2 separate regions of the Homo sapiens genome follow, and region 2 is linked to region 1. A link is an interaction called in ENCODE POLR2A ChIA-PET data of the cell type or tissue named here. Cell type or tissue: A673. All regions are shown on one strand. Each heading gives the region's core, and the rest is flanking DNA. Links, peaks and the distances in the headings are about the cores only.

Region 1 (6,423 bases), core at 1-2,500:
GGTGAAGGGTAGGTGGGAAAACCTGGAACTGAGGACCACTGGGTCACGGGGCGGGGGGATCAGTCAAGGGCGACACACATTGAGTCCTTGGGGGTTTGCAAGGAAGACACTTGAACAGTTAAACTGATTTGACTTACAAAGCAGGAAGCAGGAGCACAAAACATAATTTTTTTTTTTTTTGAGACAGTCTTGCTCTGTTGCCCAGGCTGGCATGCAATGGCATGATCTCAGTTCATTGCAACCTCTACCTCCTGGGTTCAAGCAATTCTCCGGTCTCAGCCTCCGGAGTAGCTGGTCTCAAACTCCTGACCCCAGGTGGCCAAGCTGGTCTTTAACTCCTGACCTCAGTTGATCTGCCCACCTTGGCCTCCCAAAGTGCTGGAATTATAGGTGTGAGCCACCGCGCCCAGCCTAATTTTTTTTTTAAAGTAAATAAAATGGGCCAGGCATGGTGGCTCACATCTGTAATCCCAGCACTGTAAGAGGCCAAGGCACGAGGATTGCTTGAGGCCAGGAGTTCAAGACCAGCCTGGGCCACATAGTGAGACCTTGTCTCTATTTTTACAAAAAAGAAAACATCATAAATAAAATGAATAATCCAACATTCTCGCGATTCTGTGTAATAGCTGGAGTGGGGGTGGAGTACGATGCAGGAGAAGGAAGAAAGAGTAAAGAAAGGGGGTGAGAAGAGAAGACAGACCAGGAGAAAGATAAGGGCCAGGGAAAGAGACCAGCCAGGAAGTGGCCCAGAAGTAAAGTAAGCTTGAACTTCACACCTGGGCTCACTTAGCCTTCCAGGTCTGCCTGTGGTCTTGGTATTGTAATCGGCTCACTAATTGTTCACAGCTCTTGGACTGATTTTTTTCCTTGTACTTTCAGAGGCTTTCTCTGAATGGGCTAGCCAGAGCCATACAGCAGCTTATAGAACCAGTAGCTGGGTGGTGTTGTCCCCATGGGTCTGGAGAAGGGAGGCCTCCCAGTTGCTAAAGGAAACACCTTTGAAGAAAGCTGACTGAGGACAGGGGCCTCCTATTGTCCTCTTGCTAATGAGCCTACCAGCTGGTGAGTCTTAAAACGGAAGTGACAGCGGGCCCTGAAGTCACTGCCAGGACATTCTCCTACCACCCTGGGGGAAGAAAGCACTTCAGGCCCCTCCAGCACCCACTAAGAGGTAACACCTACATGATCTACTAGGGGTCCCCTTGCCTGCTTTTATAGGCCCAGGGCAGCTTGGGGACTGGGGGGCTGGTAGGGTGCCCCTTCTGGAATAACCTGGGCTGACTTGGCTCACTCATTACAGAGGAGGGGGCTGTATAAGTGCAGATCTCACCCCCTCTGGACATGAGTCTTGAAGGAGGGGCAGCAAAACTGGTAGAAAAAAGGGCAGAGGGAAGGCTGGGGGTCCCCAGGAAGCTGTCTGGGCCCCCAGCTACCTGCAGAGCTGGGGCTGGTGTACAGGGGAGCTGGGAGGGAAGAAGACTCTTGGGGTTCTACTGACCCCACTGGGTGTTTTTTTTTTTTTTTTTTTTTTTTTTTTTTGAGATAGGGTCTTGCTGTATCGCCCAGGCTAGAGTGCAGTGGTGCAATCATGGCTCACTGCAGCCTCAACCTCCCGGGCTCAGGTGATCCTCCCACCTTAGCCTCTCTCGTAGCTGTTAGTACAGGTGTGCACCACCATGCCCAGCTAATTTTTTATTTTTATTTTTTGTAGAGATGAGGTTTGCCATGTTGCCCAGCTGGTCTTAAACTCCTGGGCTCAAGCAATCCACCCACCTCAGCCTCCCAAAGTGCTGGAATTACAGGAATGAGCCACCACGCCCAGCCCAGAAAAACACTGAAAAATTTTTTTGAGACAGGGCCTCACTCTGTCACCAGGCTGGAGTGCAGTGATGCAATCACAGCTCACTGCAGCCTTGAAATCCTGGTCGTAAGTGATCCTCCCACCTCAGCCTCCCCAGCAGCTAGGACTACAGGCACATGCCACCATGTCTCATTAACTTTTGAATTTTTTTGTAGAGTCAAGGTCTCACTATGTTGCCTAGGCATGTCTTAAATGCCTGACTTCAAGCGATCCTCCCACCTCAGCCTCCCAAAGTGTTGAGAGTACAGGTGTGAGCCACACCTGGCCTCTAATTTTTTTATTTATCTTTTATTTTTTGAGACAGAGTCTTGCTCTGTCGCCCAGACTGGGTTGCAGTGGCATGATCTCGGCTTACTGCAACCTCCACCTCCCAGGTTCAAGAGATTCTTGTGCCTTAGCCTACTGAGTAGGTGGGATTAGAGGTGCAAGCCACCACACCAGGCTAATTTTTGTATATTTCGTAGAGTCGGGGTTTCACCATATTGCCCAGGCTGGTGTTGAACTCCTGAGCTCAAGCAATCCTCCCGCCTTGGCCTCCCAAAGTGTTGGGATTACAGGCATAAGCCACCACGCCCAGCCAATTTTTTAAAAATTGTAGTAAAATATACATGAAATTTACCATTGTAAGCATTTTTAGGTGTCCAGCTCAGTGGTATTAAGTGCATGCACAGTGTTGTCCAACCATCACCATCATCCAGCTCCAGAACCTTTTCACCTTCCCCAACTGAAACTCTGTCCCCATTAAACACTAATTCTCCATTCTCTCCTCCCCCTGCCCCGGCAACCACCATGCTACCTTCTGTCCATACAGATCTGCCTCCTCCGGAAACCTCATCTGGGAGAAATCACATGTTTGTTCCTTTGCCTCTGGCTTGTTTCACTCAGCACAATGTCCTTAAGGTCCATCCATGTTGCAGCACGTGTCAGGATGTCCTACCTTTTTAAGGCTGAGCCAGCGTGATGGTGAGTCCCTCTTTCTCCTTTGAAACTCCCCAGACACACACGCACATGCAGACACACCCACCAGCCCACACCAGCAGGCATCACTCAGACACTCAGAAACATGCCCACAATCACGGCCCACATGAACACTCAGCCAAACACAGCCTTGCACACATGGTACGCAAAGATGCAGCTGGCACGCACAGACACACCCGGCGCAACGTGCAAGCTGTGGCTGCGGCCCCAGAATCTCCTCCCTCCCAGCCCTTCCCTCTATCACCCCATGTCAGTTCTGGGGCCACCTTATTGAGCTGAGGATCTTGGGTCCAGATTGGTCTCCTCGCCTCCTTTCCCGTTGGTCCTGATTCACCCAGGCCAGCCCTGTCGAGGCACTGACAGGGGAGGACAGAACCAAGCCTGCCCCAGGGCCTTCAAGCCAGATCTACCCCTTGCAATGATAAGGGGAAGTGTGAGCCCCCTCAGGGCTGTGTCAGAGAACCCCAAAGCCATTGACAGGGCTCCAGCTGGGGAAGGGACAGGTGGGGCTGTGACAGTTCCCTGGGAAGCAGGCTGGGCTCTCAGAGCTGGGTGGGCACCCTGGGGCTGTGCTTCTCATGCTATCAGGGAGTGCGAGTAGGGCAGGGGCCTGGACTCAGGCCGAAACCTGGAAGCAAACAGCCTTCTCTGGAACTGGCTGAGGTCATGTGACCTGGTCCTCTGTGGGCCTCTCCTTAAGGATGGGGGTGCCAGGCAGAAGCTAAGACTCAGAGAGGTTAAGCTACTTCTTCAAGGTCACACAGTTCCATTTGACCGAGGTTAGATCAGAGTCCAGGTCTCTTCTCACTCATAAGTGAGAGTTGAACAATGAGAACACATGGACACAGGGAAGGGAACATCACACACCGGGGCTTACTGGGCGGGTGAGGGGCAAGGGGAGGGAGAGCATTAGGACAAATGCCTAATGTATATGGAGCTTAAAACCTAGATGAGGGGTTGACGGGTGCAGCAAACCACCATGGCACATGTATACCTATGTAACAAACCTGCACATTCTGCACGTTTCCCGGAACTTAAAGTGAAGAAAACAAAAACAAAAGCGAAAAACTGTGCTTGTCGCCACTCCTGGAACAGAGGGGAAGCAGCAGTTCTCCTAGGTGGTGTGCGGGGGTCCTTGCCGTGAGGCCAGTCACTATCTCAAGAAGCCAAGGGCCCAGCTGCTGGGAGCCTGGGCTGGGGGGCAGGAAGGCGGTTCTTGGACCTCATCAGTGGAGCCTCAGGGAACTGTGGGAGGTCCCACCCTCACACACCCTAAGTGCACCCAGGAACATCCACCCAGGGGTACGTGCACAAAGCCCTGTCCCCCCAACCCCCACACGCACCCAAGCGAGTGGAAAGCGGCACTCGACGTCTCTCATCGGGTACCGGAGCAGAGCTGGGTGAAAGTGCTGGAATCAAAACGGCACCCCTAAACACAAGCTCCTGGAGGTAGCGACAGGCTCTGTTCACAGTGGCATCCTCAGAGGCCGGCACAGAGCAGCTGCTCAACAGCAGGTATGAACAAGTAGACAAGAGCCAACCCTCCACAGCCCCCAAAGCAGGGGCACGAACCATTTTGCTGGTGAGGAAATGAAGGCTCAGCGGGAAGGGACACCTGCCCAGGTCCCAGTTAGTAGTGGCAGAGCTGGGATTCGAACCCGGGCCCATCTTCTGTGATGTTCATGCTCTCTCAGGATACAGAGACAGCTCAGCCTGGCCTTGGTCCCTGGAAGCCTAGAGTGGCTCAGTTGGCCCCAAGATCCCACGCCCTGCCCAAGCCCCACCGTGAATCCCACACAGCAGCTGGTCGGGGGGGTGTCCCAGAGCCAGCCTGCCCAGGATGGAACCTGAGCTGCTATCCAGGAGCCAGGGAGCCCCAGACAAGACCACACCCATCTCTCATCAGTATTTCTCATCAGTAAACTGGGAACCACAAATCCCCATCTCACAAGGCTGCTGGGAGGATGCAGTCGGTGGCGCTAAAGCACTTAGAAGGGGCCTGGCGGTTGGCAAGAGCTCCACAGCCCAGCTCTTTCTGAGCCCTGCAGCCCTGATGAGCCTCCTCCTGAGAGTCCACTTAGAGGTAAGTGCCTGCAGGAGGGGCCTACAGGTGTCAGGGAAGAGAGTGGAGAAGCTGCTTCTCTGCCTGCCTGTTAAGTCCTGGCCAAGCCTGAGGCTGGGAGAGAGGAGGGGCTGGCAGCCTCCTTCCACCCCAGAGACACAGCAGGGCAGGGAGGGATTTTGGGTCACTCCCTAGGAGAATCAAGAATGTGCCAGATCAGTCAGGAAGGGGGTGAAGCAGGGAGTGTGGCAGGGCTGCTGAGGGCTCAGGTGGTCGGGGTCTGTCCTCGCTGCCTTCTCATGCCTTTGTAGGATGTTGGGGTGACAGGGCTATGCCTCAAAGGACACCCCCAGGACATTCCTGCCTCTCCCCTCTCCCAGGTGGGTGGGTACAGCAGGAGCGTGCCCAGCACACCATGCTCCGTCCCATCCTCTCCCTGGCGCCCGTCAGAGGAGGCCAGTGGGGAAGCACTATCAGTATCCCATTTTACAGATGAGGAAACTGAGGCCCCAAGAGGTCCCAAAGAAACACAGCTCTAAACATGGGACATCCAAATTTGGCCTGTGTAGCGGAGCCCAAGTCGAAGGCAGACACCCCCAAAAAGCTACCCCTGTCCCCCAGCACCCCTCAATGTCCTGGTGAAGGGTGGGCATATATGTGAGGGCTCCTGCAGCCAGGACGCTTGGCCTCACAAGTGTCCCTGACCCCACAGTAGCCCCAAAGCAGCTATACCCTCTGGCTCCTGGTCCTCTCTCCACCACTGACCTCTGGCTCCACTACTGGAGCCTGGCTGTTTCATCAGAAACCCGCAGGAAGAGACCGGGAGGGATGCCCAGGGGCAGTATCCTGCTGACGCCAGACAATCCCAACTCTTCCCACAAGGAAGGAGCAAGGCACTGCAGCCCCTCTGGGGAAGGGGCCTGGGTGGGCGGTGGCCTTGCAGAAAACGCCTGCGGGGAGCCCAGAGCAGTCACACTTCATGGGAGTGGCCATTAGGGGACTTTCAAGGCAGTCAATGTGGTAGGAGGGAGTGGAGTGGCTCTGGAGCCACCCCCCAACCAACTCCTGTGGCCTCAGATCTGCCTAATCCTAGTCCTGTCCCTCCCCAGCTCCCACCCAGACACAAACCCCACCCTCGTGGCCCGAGTACAAAGGCCCTACCCTTCAAGGGTCCTGAGAAGGTTCCATTACACCCCCCAGTTTCAAACTCAGTCTCCTCATCTACAAAATGGGCTAACAATAGGACTTACCTCATAAAGTTGTTAGGCGAATTCAATCAGTTACCACATCTAAACCCCTCAGAACAGTGCCTAGTCAATAACTGTTGGCTGCAATTACTATGAAGCAGCCTCTGCTGCAGCACTGGCCACTCCCTCCTCCAGCTCAGGCCAGGCTCAGAGAACCACCTAGAAGGAGGGTCCTAAGGCAGAGGGCTCAGGGGGTCTGCTGGAACTTGGATTTTCCCACAGTTGTTAGGGCTTCAGCCGAAAGGGCACCAGGGGCTGCTGGGAAACTCCTCATC
Region 2 (10,500 bases), core at 3,828-6,327, 190 kb before region 1:
TCTCATTTAATCCTCATGACCATAACAAGGAGCATGGGACTGCTGGGCCTGGAGTGTTCCTGGCTCTGCTGGGCAGCTGTGAACAAGTCACTTTTCTTTTGTTAGCCTCAGTTGCCCTGTCTGTATAATAGCAGCAATGATATTTGTCCTGTCTCCCTCACTGTTCAAAGGTGACACTGGATGGGAAAGGCCTTTGGGAAAGACATTGTACTAACAAAGGATTAGGGATGGCTGGGTGCGGTGGCTCACACCTGTAATCCCAGCACTTTGGGAGACCGAGGCGGGCGGGTCACGAGGTCAGGAGATCGAGACCATCCTGGCTAACATGGTGAAACCCCGTCTCACTAAAAATATAAAAAATTAGCCGGGCATGGTGGTGGGTGCCTGTAGTCCCAGCTACTTGGGAGGCTGAGGCAGGAGAATGGCGTGAATCCGGGAGGCGGAGCTTGCAGTGAGCCGAGGTCGTGCCACTGCACTCCAGCCTGGGTGACAGAGCAAAACTCTGTCTCAAAAAAAAAAAAAAAAAAAGGATTAGGATTGCTCGTACATGAGATTCAAGAGCTGGCATGAAGGCTGGGAATACTTAAGGCTGGGCACATAAACCCAAGCCAAGGCATCTGCACCCACCCTCTAAGCCACCCCAGCCCGGCAGATGAATTCTGCAGCTTGCCAGCTGCCAAGAACTTGCTTGAGGAACCTGTGTGGCCAGGAGTGGGGCGGGAGATCCTTAGAGTGGCTGCCAGGCCCTGGTCTGTTGTCCTGGCTGGATGAGCAGTGCCTGGGTCCTTGGAGGCGGTCCCTCCCACTCTGGGCGCCTGGATTTTGTGGAAGTGCAGGGGGCCCGTGGGGGGTTCTGGGCCCTGCTTCCTCTCCCATCTCCCACATGCAGCCTAACTAGGTCAGTTCAGGCTGGGTGTGGGGAGGAAGGAGGATAGCTCGCCAGGCAGCCACCCAGACCTCCCCTCACCCCTCAACACATGCGGAAAGCCTTGTGAGGAGGTGAGCCCTGTGTCTGTTCCGGAAAGCGACGGGGCCACCAGCCTCACAGTGGCAAGGCTCCCGGGGCACTGGCTGGGAATCCTCTGCTTTCTCATCAGCTTTACTCGGAGCGCATTTCAGTGCTGGGCTGGGGCTGGGGAAGATGACACGTGCTGCCAGGGCCTGAAGAAAAGGGCAGAGCCCTTGGACTTGTGGGTGGGGGCAAGGCATGCCTGCCATCGCTCATTGGAAATTGTGGCCAGGCTACTGTTAGGGGATGTTTTGTTTCACTTCCCAAGTTTCCGCCTTCTGCGGGCCGGGATTACATCAGGCTCCCCTGGCACGCCCTTTAGCCAACTCCCACTTCATCCAAGCTCCTCCACTGCCCTGGGACAGCTGCCCCGCTGCAGTTTTGGGGCAGGCTGCAGAATCACTGCGCAGCCCTAGGCCCAGTGGCTAAGGGGACTGTCCTGGCCTTTTCAGCCTCATCTGCAGAGGCTGGGAACTCCCAGTGCCCTGCCTCCCAGTTAGCACCTGCCCACTTCACCCACTCGAGTCTGCCTGGTCTCCAAGATTATCCACTTCTGATTCATTCTCTCTCCCTCTTTAAATTCAGCATAGCACAGGCCTTCAGACATGGGCTTTAGCATAAAGACAGAGCTTTATATGAGACCACTACTACTTGTGCAAGTCACTTGACCTGTTTGAGCCTCAGTTTCCTCATCTTTTTTTTTTTTTTGAGATGGAGTCTTGCTCTGTTGCCCAGGCTGGAGTGCAGTGGTGTGATCTGGGCTCACTGCAAGCTCTACCTCCTGGGTTCACGCCATTCTCCTGCCTCAGACTCCCAAGTAGCTGGGACTACAGGTGCCTGCCACCACGCCCGGCTAATTTTTTGTATTTTTAGTAGAGACAGGGTTTCACCGTGTTAGCCAGGATGGTCTCGATCTCCTGACCTCGTGATCCATCCACCTCGGCCTCCCAAAGTGCTGGGTTTACAGGAGTGAGCCACTGTGCCTGGCCTCTTTTGGTACTGCTTCTATCCACTGCCTTTTCTTTGTCTAACTTTTCCTCTCTGAGGCCTTTAGGGGAAGCCAGTTTCTTCCTCAGATTCTCTGAGTCTCCCCGCACAAAGCCCCTCAGCCCTTTCAGCTGCCCTCCTAAGAGTTGGGGGATCATGACTTGGCCTCACAGAATTCCATGCCATCCTCTCTGGTCTGGGCAGCCTCTCCAGGGCAATGGGAGTGCAGCCCACCGGGTCTGCAGAGCCCCAGCTGAGGCCTGAGCTTCCAGGCACCGCAAACTCTCCTGGGCTGCAGGGCCAGAGTCAGCCCCAGTGCACCCCCAGGGCCAGAACACCAGCCGTATCCAAGTCTCTTTCCCCCTAGGAACTTAAGGAATTTTTCTTAAGGGTTGTTTCAGTTTCATACCTTTGAAAAGAACTTGCTTCTCCTTTGACACCTTCGCTGGGACTGGGGCCAGACCGTGGAGCAGATAATAGTTTTGCCACGTGTAGTCTCCCATCTCCCCATTTATTCAAGGACATTTATTGAGCACCTACTTGCCAAGCCTTGTGCCTGGAGCTGGGAATAATGGTATCACTTCGTCCTGAGGGAGTTCCTGGGTTGGCATAAGCGGACACTACCACTCTACCAGCAGCCACAATGGCAAAAGCTATGTGGTGAGTCCTCTCTGCTACACAGTGCTTTATGTGTAGGGACACATTTAATGCAATGAACAGTGATGGCTTCCATTTTCTAGACACTCACCCCTCTAGGCTCTGTGCTCAGGACAGTCCCATGGCACCCATGGAGGAAGCACTCGTTTCACAGCAGGGGTCCAAGTCTAGGACCTCAGCTTCCTTGGGGAATTGAGGGAATCTGTTAGAGGCTGCGTGTTTGTAGCTGGGACTCAGGTTCCGTCTGTCTGGCCCCTGCTCTCAGGGTGTGCACATTCCCCTCACCTGGCATGGGGTTTGGGGATTCTGTGAGCCACGGGAGGAACAGCCGCCCACAAAAGGAAGGCCCCCTTTGGCTATCCTCTTGCTGCGAAGGCCAGGCCCCGCTCCCAGGAAGCCCTCGCCGCTCCCCACATGTAGACCCATCTGTGGCTTGCACCACCTTGTTACTCCCACTGTTGTCCAACCGACCTTCACCGACCCTGTACCTCGCCGGCCGTGGCAGGCGGCTTTCAGGCTCGCACAGCATGGCTCCTCTCACCCCACACGCCCCTGCCAGTGCCACTCCAGATTGTTCTCTTTGCTGCCTGCTACACCATGCAGTTTAGAACACAGCCTAATGGAGGGCTCGGGGCACCTGAGCAGCTGCCTGCTCCATTTCTTCGCCCCTTTAATCCCTCCCTTCCCCAGGTGAACCCTATTCAGCAGGCTTCCGGCAGCAATAACAAAGCTGGGCACCCAGCCCACCAGCTGCTCAGTGCTTTATAAAAGTTTAACCTTAATGGTGTAATGAACTCCCATCATAAAGCAGCTGGAGCAGTGCATCCTGGGATGTATAAATTATAGGAACCCTCTGAAATTGTAATTGGAAATGGCAACAACAAGAAGGTTGAAAGTGGCTGGCCTCATTGGGCTGAGCACAGCTATTCTCTGTCTCCTTTCAAAAGGCACACAAAACTGAGTCTGGCTGTGAAGAAAGAATATCCTCAGCCCAAATCGAGCTCCTGGTTCTTCCGCCCGAGTTCCCACTTCCTGCCTCCAACTGTGTCTGCAGAGCCTGCAGCCTTTGGAGGTGGGACCCCCCCCAACCCAACCTGGCCCTGTGCTCTGGCTCTGTGCCCGCAGACAGAGTGGGCTGAGAGGGAACAAACACAGCCACAGGGGCAGGCTCCACCATGCTCCAGGGAGCGCTTTGGAGCAGTTGATTTGACCTCCTCGAGTCTCCATAAAGTGGAGTGAACCCACCTTGGAGTGCTGGTGGTGATTGAATGGGAAACCGCAGGGGGTGTTGGGATGTAGGGTTGAGAACTCAGGCCAGACGGTCTGGCTGCCTGTTGCAGCTCCTGCTGGGGGTAGTCTTGAGTCCTTAACCAGGTCCTTTCACCTCTCAGCTGCAGTTTCCACCTGTAAAATCAGGGAATAATTGGCCTCTGAGGAGTGTTAGGAGGTGACATGAGATGATGCTGGCTTGTGACAGACTCAGCATCGTGCTTCTTTGATGGGCACACAGATCACTGGGGAGCTTGCCAACGCAGATTCCAGTTTAGGCTGGCTGGGCCCAGATGTGCATTTCTAACAACTCCCAATAATGCTGCTGCTGCAGGCCCTGGAGCACACCTCACCTTGAGTCTGGAGGGCAGTGTTTGACCCATAGTCAGTGCATTAGAGCCTGCTGTGATCGTACGTCCAGGCAGAACCCAGGGCCTGCACAGGTGCCCACGTGGCCCATGAGCCGGCAGCTTCAGCATCACCTGGGACCAGGTTAGAAATGCAGCATCTCAGCATCCCTTCACCACCACCCTCCTCCACATCAGAATCGCTGGGAGGGGAGCCTGCAGCCAGCTCTGGAAGTTCTGCTTATGCACACTTGAGCAGTCCTGGCCAGGACTCATCCTTCAGAGCAGGATTTCTGAGTGTAGATTGGTTAACTCCAGCCTCAGAGTCTCCTGGGGTTGGCCATGGTAGAACTTGGAACCTAAAAATATAGGTTCCTGAGCCCTGCCTTGGGCTTACTGATTCAGAATTGCTGGGCGGGGCCTGGGAGTCTGCATAAGTTTGAGAGTTACTGGCGACCACTCATTGCCTGAGAGATGGGAAGAAGGGCAGAATCCCCGCTCCCCACTCCCACCCTTTATGCATAAACCTTTGCATCTGCCAGGGGGAGAAGGAACACCAGGCTGGGGTCAGGAGTTCCGGGTTCCTGCAGGATCCTGTCACCAAAGCCCAGGACCCCAGAGCCACTCTGCCTGGGGCCCAGCTGTGGGGTTTTCTCACACCGAGAAGAGGGAAACAACCCAACATCCCCGAGTAGAGAGTTGGTTGAATGAACTTCCGTACATCTTGTATGTGGACTACTCCACAATAATGAGGAAAGATGGCGGTAGGAAAATGTTTAAGGAGAAGTGCTCACCTTTTAGTTCAGTAAAAAAAAAAATGGTAGATGCCGAATGGTCCCACAATTAGATGGAGGAAAAAAAAGACTAGAAGGATGTTAATAGTTGATAGTTTTCCTAGAGGGATCATGGGTGATTTATATTTTCTTCTTTTTGGTTTCTATTTTTTTTTTTTTTGGTGAGATTGAGTCTCACTCTGTTGCCCAGGCTGGAGTGCAGTGGTGCGGTCTGCCTTCTCAGTTCAAGCCATTCTCCTGCCTTAGCCTCGCAAATATCTGGGACTGTAGGTGCCCGCCACCACATCTGGCTAATTTTTGTATTTTTAGTACAGACGGGGTTTCACCATGTTGGCCAGGCTGGTCTCGAACTCCTGGACCTCAGGTGATCCAGCCTCCCAAAGTACTGGGATTACAGATATGAGCCACTGCACCCAGCTAGTTTCTATTTTCTATAGAGAACTTGTATTTTTGTAATAAAAAGATAAGTCTTTTTCTTTTTCTTTCTTTTTTTTTTTTGACATGGAGTCTTACTCTGTTGTCCAGGCCAGAGTGCAGTGGTGCAATCTTGGCTTACTGCAATCTCTGCCTCCTGGGTTTAAGCGATTCTCCTGCCTCAGCCTCCAGAGTAGCTGGGACTACAGGCGCCCACCACCATGCCCAGCTAATTTTTGTATTTTTAGTGGAGACCGGGTTTCACCATATTGGCCAGGCTGGTCTCGATCTCCTGATCTTGTGGTCCGCCTCCCTCGGCCTCCCAAAGTGCTGGGATTACAGGCATGAGCCACCATGCCCGGCCAAAGATAAGTCTTTTTCTTATGCATAAGTCAGCGTGTCTGGTCTGGGGTCCCCGGTCACAGTGCACCTGCCCTGCCTGAGGTGAGGCTCCTGCAGCCAGGGGCAGCCCAGACTCCCCCACTGGGGTGACTTTCACCATCGCCTCCCTCACCTCCAGGGTATGGCTGATGATCCCCAGGGCTTCACACCGCTTCTCCCGCTTTCTTACTTCCTCTCTGCTTTGAGTCTTCCCTGATGATGCCCAGCACTCCTCCCATTTTACATAAGAGGAGAGGGTGGGGAGGGGACAGCTGAGAGGTGGGAAGCCCCCAGCTTGCAAACCTCTGAGGCCAAGTTTAGTTTGGCATCACCTAGGTGACTAAATCTAAATTCCAGAGTCTAGGCACATAGGATATGCTCGGAGAGTAATGGCTGCATGAATGAGGCTGGGAAGGCAGCCAAGGATGGGGCAGAGGCCCAAAGCTGTGTGACCTTGGCACGTCAGCATTCCTCTATGAGCTTAGGGTACTCATCTGTAGGATTCGGGGAATCAGGGAGGCGTGGCATCTGAGTTCCCTGGGCCTCTCCAGCTCTGAACTTCTGGGGACTGTCACATGTCTTCAGTCCTGCTTCCTTGCCTGTTTTTTTCTAAGCAATTTTTGCTGCCCAAGAAGACCTCACCTGTGTGTTCCAGCTACCCAGTGAGTTTGCGCGTAAATGGCTGCTCAGGGCAGGGCTCTCCAGTCAAGGGCTTGAGCAAGGCCACTGCTGTCCCCACAGCCAGGCTTCCATGCTGTGGCAGGAGGAAGGGAGACCAATGCTGGGACATGAGAGCGATCCACCACCCATAGCAGAGGGCCGGGGTGCCTGGGTGTGCTTGGACCTGACATTGGCCTCACGTGCACCCTTTGTGCCTCTGCGCCGGCTGCCTGTCAGTTGTCAGGTGTCTGCCTTTCATCCTTTCCTGGCCAAAGCTGCCTTTATTCAAGTGCCCCCTGCCAGGCTTTGTGTCTGATACCCCATTTCCGGCAGCCCTGAATCTGTGGCCCTTTGAGCTGCTGTTTTCCATCGAGTGGCTCCGTGGGGAGGAAGGGTGGGAGAAATCCATTCAAGTCATTTGTTTTAAAGACATTGAAGTAAACCCATGGGATTCATGCGGTCACATGTTTTCAGTCTTCTTTCAAAGTAATAGTTGGGTTTCTGGATCGCTCGCATTACCCACTTCCCTGCCTGGGAAGAGCGAGAGGCCTGGTCTTCAGGAAGAACCATGGAGAGGGGAAGCCTGGAAGATAAAAGCTGGGGGCCTGGCAAAACCCAAACATGTGCACGTCTCCCCGCCAGTGGAGGGGCTCTGCCTGGGGAGCACCAAGCACCTGTGTTCTGGTGATTCCAGGAAGCAGCCCCACGGGCCCTCTCTGTGTACTCGCAAGCGTGTTTTTCCTAGCCCAGGGAGCCTGCAGAAACTACCTTTGCCAGCAACTGAGAGGCAGGGTTGGGAGCTAAAGTGGTGCCCAGCCTCCCTGCTGGCTGGAATCTGGCCCTGCACAAGGTGCATCTGCCCACAGGCTCTGGGGAACCGGGTGGGAGGAGGGGCAAGAGGAGGGGAGCCAGCTTTGCTTTCCCCGCTCTTTCTGTTCAACCATCAGGCACCTCTAGGAAGCTTTCTCTGTCTGCCTGGGGCTGAGCAGTGGTCCAGGCATCAGTGTCGGAGCTCTGTGCTCACTGACCCGCCCCGGTTTCCTTGTTATTCTGCACTGTGAGCTACTTGAGGATAGGGCTTGGCATCCTCGAGTTCATGTCCCCAGAAGCTCCTGCCTAAGGGCCTGCTGAGTCCAACCCACTCCCACTTCCCAGCGGGGAGGAGCAGTGGGAGCTTCTTGTCTGGGAGCTTTCAGGTCCTAGGTCCACTCTCTGGCCCTGGTCTGAGCCTCCCACCCCGCTCCAGCCAACTGGTCTGGCGAGTTTGTGGGGACCTGGCCACAGGCGCTTCTCCAGGGACAGAATGTCCTGCTGTAAGGAGGCTTTGTGCCTGGCTTTCTGTTCTTCTTGGCTCCTCTTTGCTCCTCCTCTCTCTCTTTCATCCCAGGGAGGGTACTGACTTCTGGCTTAAGTCTGCTCTCTATCTTGCCTTTTTGGGGTCCAGGACAGCATATAGTGGGGGTGCTGGGCTCAGGCAGAGCAGTGGCCTTGCCTGGAAGGAGGGCAGGGGCAGGGCCCTTCAGGAATGAGGTAGGGTGTGCATCCCTGCGTGCCCCGGTGAGACCCTGGAAAGCCAGATACCCAGAGTGTGGATGACAGGCTCCGGGCCAGAGCCCAGGGGCTGTGGTGACCGTTCTCCCACCTCCTTCCCCGCTGATGTTCAAGGGTGAGGGACCAGAGGCCCAAAGACGGCAGCCTGCGGAGGCCTCGCTCCAGGACTCCGCCCCCACTGAGACTCCTCCCTGTCCCCACCACCAGGCTTGCTCTCAGGGAGCAGGAAATGAGAGTGGGGGAGCCTGGGTGTTCCTCTCACCCTCTGCGGGAGGGGCTGGGCACCCCGTTCCGTAGGTGTCAGCGGAACCGTCACCAGCGGTGGGCGCCAGTGCCGGGATTTCCCTGGCTGACTCACCCTCGGCCTGGCTGTGCCTCAGCCTAGGCATGAGTTCTCTGTGAAGGTGTCTGGATAGTGACAGCGATTCCCATGGAGTCCTGGGAGCGGGAGAGTGGGGGTGGAGGTGCCCACTACCCTGGCTGCCTGCCTTCCACTCCCAGTGGACCTGACGCCCAGCCGTCCGTCCGTCAAGGACACCACCCCCACTTCCCAGCGGGGAGGAGCAGTGGGGCCGGGGCGCTCCCTGAAAGATCCCTCCAGGGGCCACATGCCTCCCCTCCCCTTCCCCTGTGGGAGAGGCAGGAGAATAGGGAAGCCATTGATTCCCTCCATCCCTCCCAGAGTAAGAGGCATTTCACAGACTGGGCGACCCGGGGTTGGGGGTGGGGTGGGGTGGGGTGGGGAGCTGTGAGAGGCAGGAAGTGGGGTCAGCACCCGGATCCAAAGACCCCTTGGAGAAAAGGGGAAAACTGTAGTCCCTTCCCCTAGCAAGGTTTGCGTGAAGCACATCTTTGGGCCATCCCAGCCTCCTTGGCAGCGAGCAGGCAGCGGCAGGCACTGTCAGTGGGGTGGAGGTGTTGCAATTACCGTGTGTAGGGGGCTGGGGGAGGACTGAGCAGACAGAAATGTGGAGTGTGCGGCTTGTGAGCTGGCCTGTGGGGGCAGTGGCAGCAGAGCTGCGTGGGGTGGGATGGGAGGTGTGGATCTGGGTGGTTTGCCCCAAGATCCTCACCTTCCTATCGCCAAGGGGAGGGAGGTCACCCATGACCTCCCTGGGATGGCATAGCAGGGGATGGTAGCCTCTGGGGACTGGCCTGCCAGGGCTGAGGGCACAGGGCGACATTCAGGACCCTGGCATGGTTCGGTCTTGGCAGGCAGACTTCTCAGCCCCCTACCTGCTCACCTGGCCAGTGAGAAATGAAGCGGTTTCTGTGCCCCAGTGCCATGGACAGCTCCAGTGACTCTGATGAGGCTGTTGGCTGTGCAAATTCCTTTGTGGGTAGCCCCAGGGTAAGGTGGCCCTGGAAAGGAATGTGGTTGGTAGGCCCAACCCTACCCAGCCTCCTGAGCTTGGCCCGCTGCTGTGGTCAGGAGCATAGAAGCCGGGCCAGGGCGAGGGAAGGCCTGGCCTAAACTGAGATGGGCCCTCCAGGCAAGGCCAGCATTACCTCAGTCCTCGGAAATGCATCGCTCTGCTTGGGGGAATGGCCACACGTGGCTGAGCCCCAGGTGGTGCCAAGGACAGGAGGACAGCAGCCATTCCTGCGCAGGAGCACACCAAGGCCCCAGGAGCCTGGGCTGTGGGGCAGGGTTCCAGGTTCTGCTCCCAGCCTGCTGCTGACCTCGATGTGGCCTGGGGCAGCTGTCTACATCCTTCCTCACCTTCCTCCCTCAAATGAGCATTTGTGACTCAGTGGCTCAGAGGTTCCTTCCCACTCAGATATTCTCCTGTTTTTTTTTATTTTTATTATTTTTTTATTTTTTAGACAGGGTCTTGCTCTGTCACCCAGCCTGGAGTGCCGTGGTACAATCATAGCTCAGTGCACTCACTGCAGCCTCGAATTCCTGGGCTCAAGTGATCCTCCCATCTCAGCCTCCCAAGCAGCTGGGACTACAGGCATGCCCTGCCATGCCCAGCTAATTTCCTCCTGTGATGGCCCTGGGTAGCCAGGTGTCTCTGCAGTGAGGAGCAGTGCCAGGGCCCTTTCTTGGACCCTCCATTTCCTCCTCCCCTGGGAGTCATGGGGCAAAGTGAGATAATGACTGGAAGTTCCCAGTACCAGGTCTTCTGGCAGCTAGTTGGGCTCTCAGTGAGCAATGGCTGGTACTACTGCCCTTATCACCCTTATGTTTACATTATCATCAGCCTTATTGTGGAGTTGCCTTCTCAGAGCCTGTTGGGGGCTCCCTGGAAAAGGCAGTGTGACTCTTGTCCTGGGCTGGCATCCTGGCCCCCAGTCTGCTCAAGAATCAGAAGGTCAGACTGGGCCAGCCAGAGGGTCAGGGCAGGCAGGCAGGGTCCCTGACATCTCTCCTGTGGTGCCTCTGCAGCTTGGCTGAGCTGCAGGCTCCCATCTGCAGAGGGGCGGC

What was found. ChIA-PET counts read pairs that join two places held together with the same protein. Peaks named below come from ENCODE experiments on the same cell type or tissue, not always from the same donor. Only the 100,000 strongest peaks of a DNase experiment are listed, where the experiment ranks them.
Region 2: POLR2A ChIA-PET joins it to region 1 with 7 read pairs; 2 of 35 experiments call an interaction of 5 or more read pairs at or near these places.

The regions. Positions count from the first base shown.
Region 1 is chr11:61,880,590-61,887,012 of GRCh38, forward strand. The region is part of intron 1 of FADS3 (fatty acid desaturase 3); the gene reads right to left. Among named protein-coding and RNA genes, the nearest start is that of MIR6746, 5.5 kb to the left of the region's middle. In A673, for the core only: no CTCF peak of the experiment used is centred there; a DNase peak (open chromatin) is centred at 1,052; H3K27ac peaks cover 1,502 bases.
Region 2 is chr11:61,687,806-61,698,305 of GRCh38, forward strand. All of the region lies in intron 1 of DAGLA (diacylglycerol lipase alpha), which reads left to right. Among named protein-coding and RNA genes, the nearest start is that of DAGLA, 13 kb to the left of the region's middle. RefSeq lists enhancers at 2,504-3,035, 3,036-3,567, 6,973-7,498, 7,499-8,025, 8,026-8,552 and 2 more. In A673, for the core only: no CTCF peak of the experiment used is centred there; no DNase peak of the experiment used is centred there.